Linked DNA regions of Homo sapiens: region 1 is linked to region 2. Evidence: chromatin loops called from intact Hi-C (ENCODE). Cell type or tissue: Caco-2. All regions are shown on one strand. Each heading gives the region's core, and the rest is flanking DNA. Links, peaks and the distances in the headings are about the cores only.

What was found. A loop is a pair of places that touch in the nucleus more often than their neighbours do. Peaks named below come from ENCODE experiments on the same cell type or tissue, not always from the same donor. Only the 100,000 strongest peaks of a DNase experiment are listed, where the experiment ranks them.
Region 1: it touches region 2 in a loop (10-fold over the local background); 13 of 110 quality-filtered maps call a loop at or near these places.

Annotation. Positions count from the first base shown.
Region 1 is chr7:104,151,814-104,160,159 of GRCh38, reverse strand. All of the region lies in intron 12 of ORC5 (origin recognition complex subunit 5), which reads left to right. Among named protein-coding and RNA genes, the nearest start is that of ORC5, 52 kb to the left of the region's middle. In Caco-2, for the core only: a CTCF peak has its summit at 3,169 (motif pointing right); no DNase peak of the experiment used is centred there.
Region 2 is chr7:103,443,428-103,451,773 of GRCh38, reverse strand. SLC26A5 (solute carrier family 26 member 5) reads left to right here and starts at 5,567. Exons shown (of 20, transcript NM_198999.3): 1 at 5,567-5,676. It overlaps SLC26A5-AS1 (SLC26A5 antisense RNA 1), which reads right to left and starts at 6,567. Exons shown (of 4, transcript NR_110141.1): 1 at 5,255-6,567; 2 at 5,106-5,157. RefSeq lists a silencer at 5,492-5,561 and an enhancer at 5,618-6,194. In Caco-2, for the core only: a CTCF peak has its summit at 4,430; DNase peaks (open chromatin) are centred at 4,463 and 5,583; H3K4me3 peaks cover 1,408 bases.

The sequences.
Region 1 (8,346 bases), core at 158-8,157, 710 kb before region 2:
TTTATAAAAGTCAGCATGTATAGAAAATTGTATCTACATTTATTGTGTTCTTGAAGAAACTCAGTTCACTCAGTTACTAGGCTACATAAATAGTTAGCTATATAGGTAGATAGCTACCTAGATAGGTAGGTAGATCACTAATGCTGATAACTTTAAAAAAGTAATTCAGTTTTAATTTGTGTTACAGGGATTTTTCCCATGTATTTTCTAAAAAAGCTTTGTCTGAAATTGGATTTTAATAAAACTTTACCTTTTATTAATAGCTTTCTACATACAACATAGGAATTTTTTGTTTTGTGTTTACTGTTGCGGTAACTCTAGATTAGCAGGTATTTTGAATTATCAGGTCTTTATTATAAGCAATGGAGCCTTACATTAAGTCAGAGAGATTAAACAACTTTTACAATATGATGCAATGAGTAAACCTTTGAGATTTAAAGCCTAGGGAAGTGAGACAGACAGTGCTTTTGAACAGAGCAGAAACATGTTTGCATCACATGTGATTGTACTTCTCAGGTGCCCACAAATTACCTGTGTGAGGGGCACAGTGAAGGATAGTACATGTTTTTTCTTTCAATGAGCTTATAACTTATTCTAGGGCATTAAAATGTATACATGAAAATACTTTTTTTTTTTTTTGGCTTTCTCTACAAGTTTATTTATTTTATTTTATTTTATTATTATTATACTTTAAGTTTTAGGGTACATGTGCACAATGTGCAGGTTAGTTACATATGTATACATGTGCCATGCTGGTGTGCTGCACCCATTAACTCGTCATTTAGCATTAGGTATATCTCCTAATGCTATCCCTCCCCCCTCCCCCCACCCCACAACAGTCCCCAGAGTGTGATGTTCCCCTTCCTGTGTCCATGTGTTCTCATTGTTCAATTCCCACCTATGAGTGAGAACATGCGGTGTTTGGTTTTTTGTCCTTGTGATAGTTTACTGAGAATGATGATTTCAAATTTCATCCATGTCCCTACAGAGGACATGAACTCATCATTTTTTATGGCTGCATAGTATTCCATGGTGTATATGTGCCACATTTTCTTAATCCAGTCTATCATTGTTGGACATTTGGGTTGGTTCCAAGTCTTTGCTATTGTGAATAGTGCCGTAATAAACGTACTTGTGCATGTGTCTTTATAACAGCGTGATTTATAGTCCTTTGGGTATATACCCAGGATTGCGATGGCTGGGTCAAATGATATTTCTAGTTCTAGATCCTGAGGAATCGCCGCACTGACTTCCACATTGGTTGAACTAGTTTACAGTCCCACCAACAGTGTAAAAGTGTTCCTATTTCTCCACATCCTCTCCAGCACCTGTTGTTTCCTGACTTTTTAATGATCGCCATTCTAACTGGTGTGAGATGGTATCTCATTGTGGTTTTGATTTGCATTTCTCTGATGGCCAGTGATGATGAGCATTTTTTCATGTGTGTTTTGGCTGCATAAATGTCTTCTTTTGAGAAGTGTCTGTTCATATCCTTCGCCCACTTTTTGATGGGGTTGTTTGTTTATTTTTTTGTAAATTTGTTTGAGTTCATTGTAGATTCTGGATATTAGCCCTTTGTTAGATGAGTAGGTTGTGAAAATTTTCTCCCATTTTGTAGGTTGCCTGTTCACTCTGATGGTAGTTTGTTTTGCTGTGCAGAAGCTCTTTAGTTTAATTAGATCCCATTTGTCAATTTTGGCTTTTGTTACCATTGCTTTTGGTGTTTTAGACATGAAGTCCTTGCCCATGCCTATGTCCTGAATGGTATTGCCTAGGTTTTCTTCTAGGGTTTTTATGGTTTTAGGTCTAACGTTTAAGTCTTTAATCCATGTTGAATTAATTTTTGTATAAGGTGTAAGGAAGGGATCCAGTTTCAGCTTTCTACATATGGCTAGCCAGTTTTCCCAGCACCATTTATTAAATACTTTCTTAAGGCTGTAAATGAATGCTAGATAGTGCTTCTGAGAAGTTTAGAGCAGAAAGAGATCAATTCTAGATTGGGCAGGTTGAAAGAGTTCACAGAAGATGAAAAATGAGGCTTGGCTGTGGAGAATGAGTAGGAGTTTTTGTTTTTTAAATATTTCTCATTTACATAAGTGATACATGTTTATTATACAGAAATGTATAAATGGGTAAATAGAGAAATAATAGTTTAAAATCACCTGATATCTTATTTCCAAAGGATAGAGTTAAGGTTAGAGATTCAGAAAGAAAGGTTAATATGATCTGAAGAAAGGTTTGAAAAGCAAGGCATACCTGTGAACTGTCACCCTGGTTTGGTTGGAATTGAATGGGGTTATATTGTAGTGGTAGTTGTCATTGTAGTTGTGATTGTAATAGTAGCATCATAGTAACACTACTGCCACCACATGCCACACCTTACTATTGGTACCTTACATATTGTTCTTTACATTCGTAGAGCATTTTCTGTTTTTAGAAATAAACTCTTCAGCAATTTTATCCTCTGGGGAAAATATATGGCAATTAAAAACAATGGGAGGCTTCTGATTTAGAGATTTACTAGCTGCTCTGAGCCATTGACTATGATGAACAATGTCCGCAGTCTTCGTGGTTATAGCAGTGCCAGTAATATTACACAGTTAAGAAAACAACTTGGCCCAAAATGTATCTTTGTCTGTTAATGAAGTTAAATTTTTTTCAAACTTGACAATTGTAGTTGCTGATCTTTTTATTCTTTATCTCTTCTAATTAACATTTTATAATCAAAATGATAAATTTGTATATTTAAAGTATTGCTATACATGAATTTAGGTGAATTTAATAGCAAGTCATTTAGGAACACAATCTTAGTTATTCTCATTGGGTATACAAAGGGTCGGGGAGTAGGTAGAGATAGATGCAACTAGTTCTAAGGAGTTGATCTTTACTTTTGCTTGGTCAGTAAAGTATCCAAGAAAATCTAATAACATATATATTGTGTTCCAGAACAAAATGTGGCAAGAATCTCATCCAAAGAGTATTTCTCCCACATGCCTTATATTTTCTTCTTCCCATTGACTCCCAGTGACCTTTTCTAGTTTTCTTCTTTCTCCTTTTATTCTTCTATCAAAATTATACTCTTAACCATGGGAATGGCAGTTTGTATTTAACCTACATACACTTAATTTTTTAAGTGAAAAACAGAAATACGTTTGTTTTCAAAGTGCTTATTTGGTACGAACACTAGATGGCAATGTTTTTGCATTCTGGCTTTAAGATGAGCCAGGCAAACAGACCTTTTACCTGTTAATACTGTCTGTGATATCTAGAGAAATTTGTTAACATATTGGGTCATTTGAATGGAAATAAACTTGCTGAAAAATGTAATTATAAACATGTATGTGTGTATTTACACTTTTATGAAAATGTAAATAAAATTGGCAATGAATTATATTTCGTACCTGGAGGTAAATTGCTTTTTATTAGTTATAATGTGTCTATATGAGATGATCATGTATTATTTTTGTATTCACCTGTTTTAAGAATTTATTTTATAGTGATATGCTATTTTTATAGCTGGATTTACTGACTAAATAATTGTTTAAACTTATTTTGTGTATAAATTGATCATGTATGATATAGACATTCAGAATTCTCCTGAAGCAAAAGTTTATTTCCATTGTATTTCAAATCTAATCTATTCTATAATGAAGTTATAAAAATAGTAACTCAAGGACTCTTTAAAGTTTATTAAAATTCCAATTGAGAATAATAAATTTATAATAGTACTAGCAGCAATATTGTATTGTAGTTGGCATTATTCTGAATTTCTTCATTCTCTATTGAATTTTAAATAAAATTCTATTCATTAGTCTCACAAGTAAGTGAAGAGAATAGTAGCACATTTAACATTTTATGTTAATGTTCAGATTTATTGAACTTAAATATGACTTTAAATTTTTTTTTAGATTATTATTTTAGTCTTACCTGGTTTTTACCTTTAGTACAATTTTGCAGTCATTATCTTGGGTCATTTTTAAAATTTTCATTCCAGTAAGATAAATGTAGCCCTTCTATGTATGCCTGAACTTCATGGGTGACAAAGCATTAATTCTGGTATTTCATTCTTTTCTCCTTTCCTTTCTGCTCTCATCATAAGATAGAATGGAATACATGCAGTAAATGGGTAAAGTTTATAGGTATTCTTTCTAAATTTTTAATTTGATCAGTTATGATTTTGAAGACCATTTGTCAGCTTTTAAAGAAATAGTATTGTCTTTTTTTCCAGAAATATATTAAAGCCAAGTTATGCTTTTTAATTCTTTTTTTCTTAAAAGAAAAAAATATGGGAATTTCCGAATTATCTGTTTCATTCTTTTTATAGTTCTATGTCTCCTCTTACTCATTCTTACCTCCCCTACCCAAATACTCTTGTAGTTAGGTCAGAGCAATAGGAGTACAGTTCTTTAAGATTATCAGAGATACCACTTATTTTAAAATCTCAAAGCCATATTGCTTTATTTTTTTCCCAGAGAATAAAATTGCTGGAGAGTTTATTTCTAAAATCATTGGTATAGGTTTCTAAAGTGACTTGTAAAAGGAATATGTTTTAATTTTCATTGATCTGCTTCGATCAATTTGCATTTTGGAAAATAATTTTTGAAAGTAGTTTACTATAATTCTGCCATTTAAAAGGTTTTATTTTAATAATATTACTATATTATAAAATAATGTATTCTGAATTAATACCAAGAAACAGCTGAAAGATTAGAAAAGGAGCATAGTTCTTTTTAAAAAATAGTTCTGTGTACCATATTGACAAGTTGGATTTTTCCATAATTAATACCTAATTTCTGAGTGGTTTCATACTTAGTTGTACATAATAAAAAATTTAGAGTGTTTTTGCAAATTTATTTTCATTTATAAGAACATAAACATTTTGTAGCATAGTTTAATATACAAATATATACCTTTTCTGTTTGTACCTTCTCTGCTTATGAACTCATGTCATGATACTATGGATACACTTGGAGTTATTTGTTACATCGATTTAACTTATTGGTCATGAATCAACAATCGTTTCTTACGGAGGTTTTATTTATTGTAATAGCATTTAGACAACCTTACTACTCATTTAGGTGTTGTTTTATAAGATATGTAGGATATATCCAAACCAATTGTTTTTCTCAAATGAATTTATCATCAGTCAGAAAGCAGAATGATAATTTAGTTGTTTCATCTATGAAAATTTTTTTTTTAGCAAATACTTCATCTGTAATTCACCATAGCTGTAGGAAGATGTTTTTGCTATACTGTACTTGTTAAGGTAGCTAACGTTTTATTACACCAAAAATAGATTTTGGCATATTTCTTCAAATACAGGTAGATATGTGGTAAATTTATATAGTTTTCAGTTTTCTAAAGAGGAGACGTTGTTAATTTTTATTTAATTCTAAAACGTTTATAAATAAAAATATTTTAATCTAATTCACATTTCAAGTTCAAAGTCAGTGTTTATTTTTTTTCCATGGTTGGAATTAAATTTATCTTTCTCTGCTTAAAATTTCATTTAACAAATATTTACTAAGTGTCTACTATGTTTCAGGCATTGTCTTGGATAAAGAGAATACAGAAATGAAGATGTGTCTGTGGATTCCACAGCCCTTCATTTGTGCTGGTGCAGCCACCAGATTCTATTTTATATGTTTAGAGTTAATGGTGTATATATGTATTTACTGTGAAGACATATATGTGCTGAAGGAACTAATACTTAAATACTTAAAGTGAATACTAATAAGTACTTAAAGTGAATAAATAAGAGTTTTTTACTTAAGTAGTTCTTAATATTTTATAACTTAGATATTTAAGTGTTTTCTACTGAGTCATAACAAACCTGTTTGTTGAATATTTCCTTCTGACATGCCTTGAACTTAGTGTTTGAAGCAATGATTGATATTTATAACTAAATTTTGTTAATACCCAATTAAATTTAGTTATGACATTGGTGTCAGACAATCTCAAGACTTGGAACTTAAGTTATGGAGAAGTAATCAGTATATTGTATATGGCCTAGTATATACAGTCTGAGTGGCTTTTCTTAAAAAGTTACATGGCTATATTTGAAATACTTCATAATGGAAAATTATACTCATGTCCTTTTTTAATATACATTATTTCAAACTGCTTTTATAGATTTTTAACCAAAAGCACTTTAAATAAATTTTATGAAGACTTTATGATAAAATTTCTTTACCTTAAAAGTTAATTTGCATATTACATAATATTTATATTTCTACAAAAAGTAGCTACATTCATTAAACGCTAGTCAGATAACACTAGAAATCTAGTAGATAAAAATATCTAATCCATTTATTGATCAGGTAACAATTTGAATTTTGTAGACATAAAGAGTAACATCCTAAAATCTAGCTGTAAGATATTTATATAAATTGATTTGAGTGTGGGCATTATCTTTATAGACATTAAACTTGGTGACTAAAAGGGACAGTTTTCCTTAAAATTCCATGGATACTAAATTATTAGAAACGTGAAGAGCTCTTCCTTTGCAATTTCTCTGCATTTCATTTGTCCTGTGCCAGCATTCCAGTGTTTCTGTAATATTTGACTGTAATGCTTGATGCTATTAAGGTAAGTTATGTAAATCATAGAAAATAGCTTGAATGCTAACATTTCCTAATAATCTTACTATGTTTTTTTCTTAACAACAACTGAGATTGTGAGACATTGCATTCCAAGATGGTAAAGGAGCCTTACTTAATGCCTACTTCGCTGATGAAGAGGTCAGCAGGGATGCTATTTAATAGAGGCCGGCTCTTTTCTAGATTCTAAGAGCATCACCGCCATGATGCTCAGTCTCCACTGGTGCAGTAAATGAGATTCTCAAATCTCCTACTACCCCTGGTGTGGACATATTACTGTTCTGCCATCAGACCACTCTGCAGTAGATACCTACTTCAGGAGATTTTTTAAAAAACTGCTTTGGGATGTTTCATGTTTGCAAAGAGTAAAGTTAACCTATGATTTTTACTAGCTGTACTACTGTTGTAAGGAATACCAGTATTAATTATTACCAAGGATACTAAAAAGCACAGCATATTTTATTTTACTGCGCAGGGATAAAAGATTGTTTTTCTTGTTCTCATATGTAAAAGAACAGTGTTTTCCCCTGCTATTTTCTTATCTTCTCTAAATCTGCCATTAAATTTCTTAGTGTAATCACTTTGCCTTTGTGAATGTATAATTGCAGCAGTGGGCATTTTTACTGAACTCTAGAAAAATGAAACCAGTGCCTAAGGGTGACATATAAAAAACTGCCTAAGGGATTTAAAAAATTGCATAAATTATGCTTTCTACTTTTGTATAAAATAATACATTGGTACTTTATTTTTGTGGGCAATATTTTATAACTACCTTTCTCAAAGATTAGTGTTACTTCCAATAAGTTTACTAAATGTATATCCTTTATTCACATTTTTGGGGGAAATATATTAAACCCCAATAAATTTTATTTAACTTGGCAGATTTTTAGCTGACAACACACAAAAAAGTTTGTATGGATATGTGCTTGCAAATGCATGTTTAAGAGATTCCATACTACTAATATATAGTGACTATATAGGCAAATTTGTGCATTAGATAGAACTTAATGACTAGATTGTTTAAATGAGAAGAGTTTTAATAAGAACAGATAGGAGATAAATGATTTAGAAAAAAATCTTCGTTGTGGAAATGTGTGGTACATTTAAAAATACTTCTGGCTGGGCATGATGGGTCATGCCTGTAATCCCAGCGCTTTGAGAGACTGGGGTAGGAGGATCATTTGCACCCAGGAGTTCGAGACCTGCCTGGGCAACATAGTGAGACCCTGTATCTACAATAAATAAATTAGCTGCGTGTGGTGGTGCGTGATTGTAATCCCAGCCACTCTGAAGGCTGAGGTGGGAGGATCACTTGAGTCAGGAGGTCAAGACTACAGTGGGCTGTGATTGTACCACTGCACTCCAGCCTGGGTGACAGAGCAAGACTCCATCCCCCCAAAAAACAAAATCTATAAAAGATGATTAAAAGACATGTTGGTGCTTAAAGAGGGTTTCCAGTAAGAAATTGTCTTGATTCCTTGTCAGCACACAATGAATTGGAGATTTTTGAAGGAGACTGGCCACACCTGCCCATCTATAGACATACAGCAGTAGCTGGTGCTTCAGAGAAGACTCTTTATCTTTTCTCCTAGATGAAAAATTAGGGTTCTTAGGCCCAGGTAGCCTTTAGAACCTGAATGCTCCCTCACCTTTGGTCACTCTGAATGGTGGTGGTTAATTGAATTCTTAGAATCAAAAGTAATCATGCCTCCTCCATAGTTAACAAGAAAGGGAACTAGATTTACCC
Region 2 (8,346 bases), core at 109-8,108:
GGAAGTAAAGCACTCCTCAGCAAATATAAAAGAACAGAAATTATAATAAACTGTCTCTCAGACCACAGTGCAATCAAACTAGAACTCAGGATTAAGAAACTCACTCAAAACCGCTCAACTACATGGAAACTGAACAACCCGCTCTTGAATGACTACTGGGTACATAAAGAAATGAAGGCAGAAATAAAGATGTTCTTTGAAACCAACGAGAACAAAGATACAATATACCAGAATCTCTGGGACACAGTAAAAGCAGTATTTAGAGGGAAATTCATAGCACTAAATGCCCACAAGAGAAAGCAGGAAAGATCTAAAATTGACACCCTAACATCAAAATTAAAAGAACTAGAAAAGCAAGAGCAAATACATTCAAAAGCTAGCAGAAGGCAAGAAATAACTAAGATCAGAGCAGAACTGAAGGAAATAGAGACACAAAAAACCCTTCAAAATAATCAATGAATCCAGGAGCTGGTTTTTTGAAAAGATCAACAAAATTGATAGACCGATAGCAAGACTAATAAAGAAGAAAAGAGAGAAGAATCAAATAGATGCAATAAAAAATGATAAAGGGGATATCACCACCAATCCCACAGAAATACAAACTACCATCAGAGAATACTATAAACACCTCTGCGCAAATAAACTAGAAAATCTAGAAGAAATGCATAAATTCCTCGACACATACACCCTCCCAAGACTAAACCAGGAAGAAGTTGAATCTCTGAATAGACCAATAACAGGCTCTGAAATTGATGCAATAATTAATAGCTTACCAACCAAAAAAAGTCCAGGACCAGATGGATTCACAGCCGAATTCTACCAGGGGTACAAGGAGGAGCTGCTACCATTCCTTCTGAAACTATTCCAATCAATAGAAAAAGAGGGAATCCTCCCTAAATCATTTTATGAGGCCAGCATCATCCTGATACCAAAACCTGGCAGAGACACAACAAAGAAGGAGAATTTTAGACCAATATCCCTGATGAACATCGATGCAAAAATCCTCAATAAAATACTGGCAAACCGAATCCAGCAGCACATCAAAAATCTTATCCACCATGATCAAGTGGGCTTCATCTCTGGGATGCAAGGCTGCTTCAACATACACAAATCAATAAACGTAATCCAGCATATAAACAGAGCCAACAACAAAAACCACATGATTATCTCAATACCTGCAGAAAAGACCTTTGACAAAATTCAACAACCCTTCATGCTAAAAACTCTCAATAAATTAGGTACTGATGGGACGTATCTCAAAATAAGAGCTATCTATGACAGACCCACAGCCAATATCATACTGAATGGGCAAAAACTGGAAGCATTCCCCTTGAAAACTGGCACAAGACAGGGATGCCCTCTCTCACCACTCCTATTCAACATAGTGTTGGAAGTTCTGGCCAGGGCAATCAGGCAGGAGAAGGAAATAAAGGGTATTCAATTAGGAAAAGAGGAAGTCAAATTGTCCCTGTTTGCAGATGACATGATTGTATATCTAGAAAACCCCATCGTCTCAGCCCAAAATCTCCTTAAGCTGATAGGCAACTTCAGCAAAGTCTCAGGACACAAAATCAATGTGCAAAAAATCACAAGCATTCTTATACGCCAATAACAGACAAACAGAGAGCCAAATCATGCGTGAACTCCCATTCACAATTGCTTCAAAGAGAATAAAATACCTAGGAATCCAACTTACAAGGGATGTGAAGGACCTCTTCAAGGAGAACTACAAACCACTGCTCAATGAAATAAAAGAGGACACAAACAAATGGAAGAACATTCCATGCTCATGGGTAGGAAGAATCAATATCGTGAAAATGGCCACACTGCCCAAGGTCATTTACAGATTCAATGCCATCCCCATCAAGCTACCAATGACTTTCTTCACAGAATTGGAAAAAACTACTTTAAAATTCATATGGAACCAAAAAAGAGCCCGCATTGCCAAGTCAATCCTGAGCCAAAAGAACAAAGCTGGAGGCATCATGCTACCTGACTTCAAACTATACTACACAGTAACCAAAACAGCAAGGTACTGGTACCAAAACAGAGATATAGACCAATAGAACAGATCAGAGCCCTCAGAAATAACGCCGCATATCTACAACTATCTGATCTTTGACAAACCTGACAAAAACAAGATATGGGGAAAGGATTCCCTATTTAATAAATGGTGCTGGGAAAACTGGCTAGCCATATGTAGAAAGCTGAAACTGGATCCCTTCCTTACACCTTGTACTAAAATTAATTCAAGATGGATTAAAGACTTACATGTTAGACCTAAAACCATAAACACCCTAGAAGCAAACCTAGGCAATACCGTTCAGGACATAGGCATGGGCAAGGACTTCATGTCTAAAGCACCAAAAGCAATGGCAACAAAAGCCAAAATTGACAAATGGGATCTAATTAAACTAAAGAGCTTCTGCACAGCAAAAGAAACAATCATCAGAGTCAACAGGCAACCAAAAGAACGGGAGAAAATTTTTACCATCTACCCATCTGACAAAGGGCTAATATCCACAATCTACAAAGGACTTAAACAAATTTACAAGAAAAAAACAACCCCATCAAAAAGTGGGCAAAGGATATGAACAGACACTTCTCAAAAGAAGACATTTACACAGCCAACAGACATATGAAAAAATGCTCATCATCACTAGTCATTAGAGAAATGCAAATCAAAACCACAATGAGATACCATCTCATGCTAGTTAGAATGGTGATCATTAAAAAGTCAGGAAACAACAGATGCTGGAGAGGATGTGGAGAAACAGGAAAGCTTTTATGCTGTTGGTGGGAGTGTAAATTAGTTCAACCATTGTGGAAGACAGTGTAGTGATTCCTTAAGGATCTAGAATTAGAATTACCATTTGACCCAGCAATCCCATTACTAGGTATATACCCCAAGGATTATAAATCATTCTACTCTAAAGACACATACACATGTATGTTTATTGCAGCACTATTCACAATAGCAAAGACATGGAACCAACCCAAATGCCCATCAATGATAGACCGGATAAAGTAAATGTGGCACATATACACCATAGAATACTATGCAACCATAAAAAAGGGTGAGTTCATGTCCTTTGCAGGGACATGGATGAAGCTGGAAACTGTCATTCTCAGCAGACTAACACAAGAACAGGAAACCCAACACCTCATGTTCTCACTCATAGGTGGGAGTTGAACAATGAGAACACCTGGACACAGGGAGGGGAACATCACACACTGGGGCCTGTCGGAGGTGGGGGGCTAGGGGAGGGATAACATTAGGAGAAATTCCTAATGTAGATGACGGGTTGATGGGTGCAGCAAACCACCCTGGCACTTGTATAGCTATGTAACAAACCTGCACATTCTGCACGTGTATCCCAGAACTTAAAGCATAATAAAAGAAGGAAGGCAAGGAAGGAAGGAAGGAAAGGAAGGAAGGAAGGAAAGGAAGGAAGGCAGGCAGGCAGCCAAGAACATGTAAACAAATATCTGTGGCTTTACAAAAACACAGGAAGAATAGATGAGAAATCATGACATTGTTTACTCACACAGGATTGGCTAGAATGTGTGGAACAAAGGAGGGAAGAAAATTCCCTGAGTATACGTTTTCAGATCTTTTTAATATTCTTTAATTTTTTCTTTTATCCGCTTTTAAGTTCTGGAGTACATGTCCAGGATGTGCAGATTTATTACACAGGTAAACGTGTGTCATGGTGGTTTGCTGCACAGGTCAACCCCATCACCTAGGTATTAAGGTCTAGCATCCACTAGCTGTTCTTCCTGATACTCTCCCTAATATTCTAATACCAAATAAATGTAATTAAGCCAGCAAGGATGGGAAGGGGGTAGGGGGTGGGGAAGACTCATATTAAAAGCAAACTCATCTCTAAACCAGAAATAATAGCAATATCTATACAAGTAAATACATGTACTCAGAACAGTGCCTACTACATGTAAACACTGAACAGGTGTTAGCAACATTGCCATTATTGTGTTAGTATATTAGGTACCTGGTGCTACCGGCAAAACCAGTTTATCATCCAACTGTCTCCAGTGTTGCTACTCAAAGTTTGGTCCTCCAGTAGCCTATCAGGATCACCCAGGGGCCTGTTAGAAAGGCACATCTCAGACCCCACCCCAGACCTACTGAATCAGAATCTGCGTTTTTAACGGGATCCGCAGGTGATTCCTATGCACATTAAAGTGTAAGAAGTACTGGGCTACAGACAGGTATGTGACAAAATAATTTCATAGGATGGCAAAGGCCAAGTGGCAAATGAAGGACACCAGAAATGCACGTCCCAGGAGCCCAACTCCTCCTTAGTAAATTACCCTATTAAGATTTGTTTAGAGATGTTCAAAAGCGTGGAGAAAAGCAAATTTGGTTTCCTCAGCTAGGGACGCGGAGAGTGGTCTGGTGCCCTTGAAGAGATCGCCCTCGTGTGGAGTAGGGAGGGAATCTCTAGCCTTTCCTCTCGGATGAAGAACAGCACCAGCGCTCCCAGCCAAAGGCCTGGCCCAGGTTCTGGAGGTGGGGTCTCCTTGGCAGAAGCCTCTGGTGTCTGCAGGCGTGCATTTACAGCTTTAAGACCAAACAGCTAGTCCGCCACGTGTCACTACAGTGTGCACGCGCAGAAATGCACAAAGCAAAAAAAAAAAAAAAGATGCTCTTAATGAACCAACTATAATCCTTGCTAAGGCATAAAGCCAGAGGGAAGTATGTATCTGAAATCATTTTCTACCCCTCACCCTCTTGGAGCCCGGCACTCTGGCTGCGGTGCTCTCTTGTATCCCAGTTGCTAGATGCAAAACAAGCTATTTCCTATCTAATTTTTTTTTTTAAGAGACGGAGTCTCGCTTTGTTGCCCAGGCTGGTCTCAAACTCCTGGACTCAAGCAATTCTCCCAGCTTGGGGTAACGTGTTACATTATTCTACTTAATAAAAAGCAAAAGTTGTTTTATAAATTCTAACTTAAATGCCCAGAAAATAACTTATCATGCATTGCCTTGTCGTGCAATAGTCAATATTTGCAAACCAAGTGTTAACCAAAGGCAGTTCATCAAAGATTTTTGAAAATTAAAAAAAAAAAAAAACTCATACTCACATTGTCCTCAGGATTTCCTGTTTTCGAAATGTTCCTGTACGAATCGGAGTCTCTATAATGATTGTAATTGAAAAGATAAGTCAGGTTTTTTGTGTTTTTTTTTCATTTTAAAATCATAATACGCAATGTTTTCCACTTGAACGCTATACCTTGTGTATTGTGCTTGCTTCAGCCTCGAGCCTCTACTGATGTTCCACCTCAAGGCGACAGGAATGCCACCTGGAGAAACTCCTGGGCGGTATGGGAAGAAAGCCGGTCTCATCAGAGTATATTTGCGGGGATCGACGACCAAGGTGTTAAATTCCAAGCACGCTTTGGAAAGTTCTAGGTGCTTGGGAAGAGATCCGTAGGCGGCAGGGATGCCCGCGCCCCGGCGTCCCAGCGCGGAGGGTGGCGGCGGGGCCTGGCCCTAGCGGGGCGGGGCGGGCTCGGGTTACCGGGAGTCGCGGGGCGCGGCCGGCACTGCCCGCGGCGCCTCCTCCTAGAGCCGCACCTGGAGGCAGCGCGCGCGTCGAAGAGGCAGCGGCTGTGGAGCGCGGCGGGGCGGCTCCGCCCAGGGCAGCCCGGGCTGGTGAGTGCGCGCGGGCGGCCGCGGGGCCGGGGGTCGCGGTCCCTCGGGAGGGGACTGAGCTGAGGCCCGCGGGCCCACCCGAGCAGGGGCCCTCGCTGTCACCGCCTCTGCCCCTGTCTCCCAGGCCCCATGTCGCGCTTTTTCCCTAAACGAACCGGTGACAGGGCTGACCTGCCCGCACTCTGCTGGTCCCTACGCCGGGAAGGAGAAAGTCTCACGAAGCTCTTTCCTTTGCAACCCCTGTCCCCTTGCCCTCTGCAGCTCCACACAGCATTTTTACTTCCCGTTTGCCTCCTCGAATCCCTTCGGTGCTAATCCAGCCCTTCGCCGTTTCCAGTTTGGGTCTGGCCTGTTTGTATCCAAATCGAATTACACAAAACCAGGCCCTCAGTTCTGCCTCTGGCCCTCTTTCCGGAGACGGGCCCTGCCTCCTCCTGTGCCGGGCTGGGCTTGCCCGGCATTGGCCGCCCGGAGCTCCCAGGGAGCAAGGCTGTGGTCCCGAAACTGGGCCCTCCGCTCAGCGCCGGGCAAGGCTCAAACCCCGGGTCTCTGACTTATCCGGTCACGAAGGGACTGCTCAGAGCCTAACAGCCCTAAAATTTGGTATTGGCCCCCTCCCGGGAAATCCTTCTCCCTACCAATCAGGCATCGCGGCAGGTGCTCTGCCATCATAGAGGCTCTGACACGCTGAACTCTCGAAGCTCGCGGCAGTGTTTATTTTTAGGAGAGATTTAGTTGATCGGGAACCAATTGACTTGGTTGACTGCCTCATCTAGTGCGCACCTGGGCCGGGCCCCGCCGGGAAGGCGTGCTGGACGTTCTCAGTGAGCTCCGAGACCTACAGAAGAAACAGCTGCAAGGATCCGATCAGCTAGCTGTGAAGAAAGCCTCAGATACGCTGTGGGGTGGGCAAAATTCTTTTCCTAGCTTCGATGAGTACTGTGGATTCTAGAATTTAAACAACATTCATGGAGACTCTTAAAACAACAAAAAATATCAACTTTTTGCGGGCACAGACTGAGATTTAGCTTTTTCCTATCTGAAAACTGAACAATGTGCACTAGATATAAATGTATTATCTAAAGTTTAGGAATTTACAGCATAGAAATGCAGGGGAATTCGGAGTATGCAATACGAAGTATCAACCTTTTTGAAAATGAAATTTAAAATGTATTTTTGTCAGGCATTCCTTCTAATTACGGTAGTATTGCTTTGTATCAGAAGACTTTCAGGCAAAGGACAGGAGGGAAGAGAGAGAAATTCAAACTAATTTGCATTAGAAAGAAACTTAGGGTGAAGAATTGCCTAGGTAAGGTTGCTATAGCTCATATCTTAAGTGCACTCTTGGAAAGCTTTCTAGTCTATTAGGTAACACCTGAAGCCCCAATTCTCTTATGTAGCATTTCTTTTTTTCTCTCTTTAACTACTCTGAAACTATACAGAGTTACACGTTCCTCATTAATTTATGAGTGAAACCAAAAGAATTGACTCAATCCAACAAGTATTTGAGTGCTTTTCGCATAGAGGCGCTTTGCTAAGAACAGAAGAATGGAAGACTGAGGAAGTTTCTAACAATCAATGGATTGCCTTGTGAGGTGTAGATGCAGGTGTGCACTGCCTATTTAATTGACGATCAAAGTCAGTTGAGTTTTCATCTCATTCTAAATATCATGTGTTGCCCCCTGGTATCTTAATTTTTCTACCGTTGCAGGTAGTCTGCATTTTAGTAACCCAAGTGAAACAGTTTTCTAGGGAAATCATGATAAATAGGAAGCACGTCCGTATTCCCAGGTGTTCTCATTATCATTAAGTTAATAAAGTTAAGAAAAATAAGATGATGATTTTCCTTTCTTTTGGTTTCAAACTAGTGAAATCTTGCACAAAAGACACAGCATGGATAAATTTAATCATTTTGTGACTCAGAGTACATTTTATGTAAGTCCATTCTGTTGGAGGATAGATCCAATTTCATGAACTCTTTTAATCCTTCTTTTGAAGACTAGTTCCAGGACCAACTTCATAAAATGTTTTATTGTAGGTACCAACAACTATCAACATCATTATCTTCTCCCCACCTTCACCCTTGAAAACAATTGTATTCTAGAGGATTATGAAGGAGGGGACAGGACTCTTTCAAAATCTGGAGGACACTAGGGACTTACCCCAGAAAAAAAATAAAAAAGCTCACCCATTCAAAATCTTGTACACCTTTCAGAGGATTCCTGGTGCCCAGGTTATGAAAGCTCACTTCAGAACGGGTCAGCGAATTAGTCAGAGGATAGGTAGATGGAGGGAAAGGGAAATGAAGCAATGTGGGTAAATTCACAAACTGAGTGGATATGACTTAATTTACTTTCAAATAGAATAAATACATGGCCCCTTGAGTAAGTATTCTGTGAATGGGAAGGAATAATTGTATTCTTTGTAAAAGACTGAAGACAGATTAGCCTAATTAAGTTTTTAATTGATCAAGATCAACTCTTATCTTGAACATTATGAGTCTCTCATTTTTCTACTTTTCTTGCTCTTTTCAAGGCAACTGCTCTAAGAGGATTTGCTCCCACTACTGATGATGCCCCATTCTGGACACAATTTCTCATATGCAAACTTGTATTCATGAATTGCTACATATGGGAATGGCTGAGTTCAAAAATTGAACTATATCTTTCT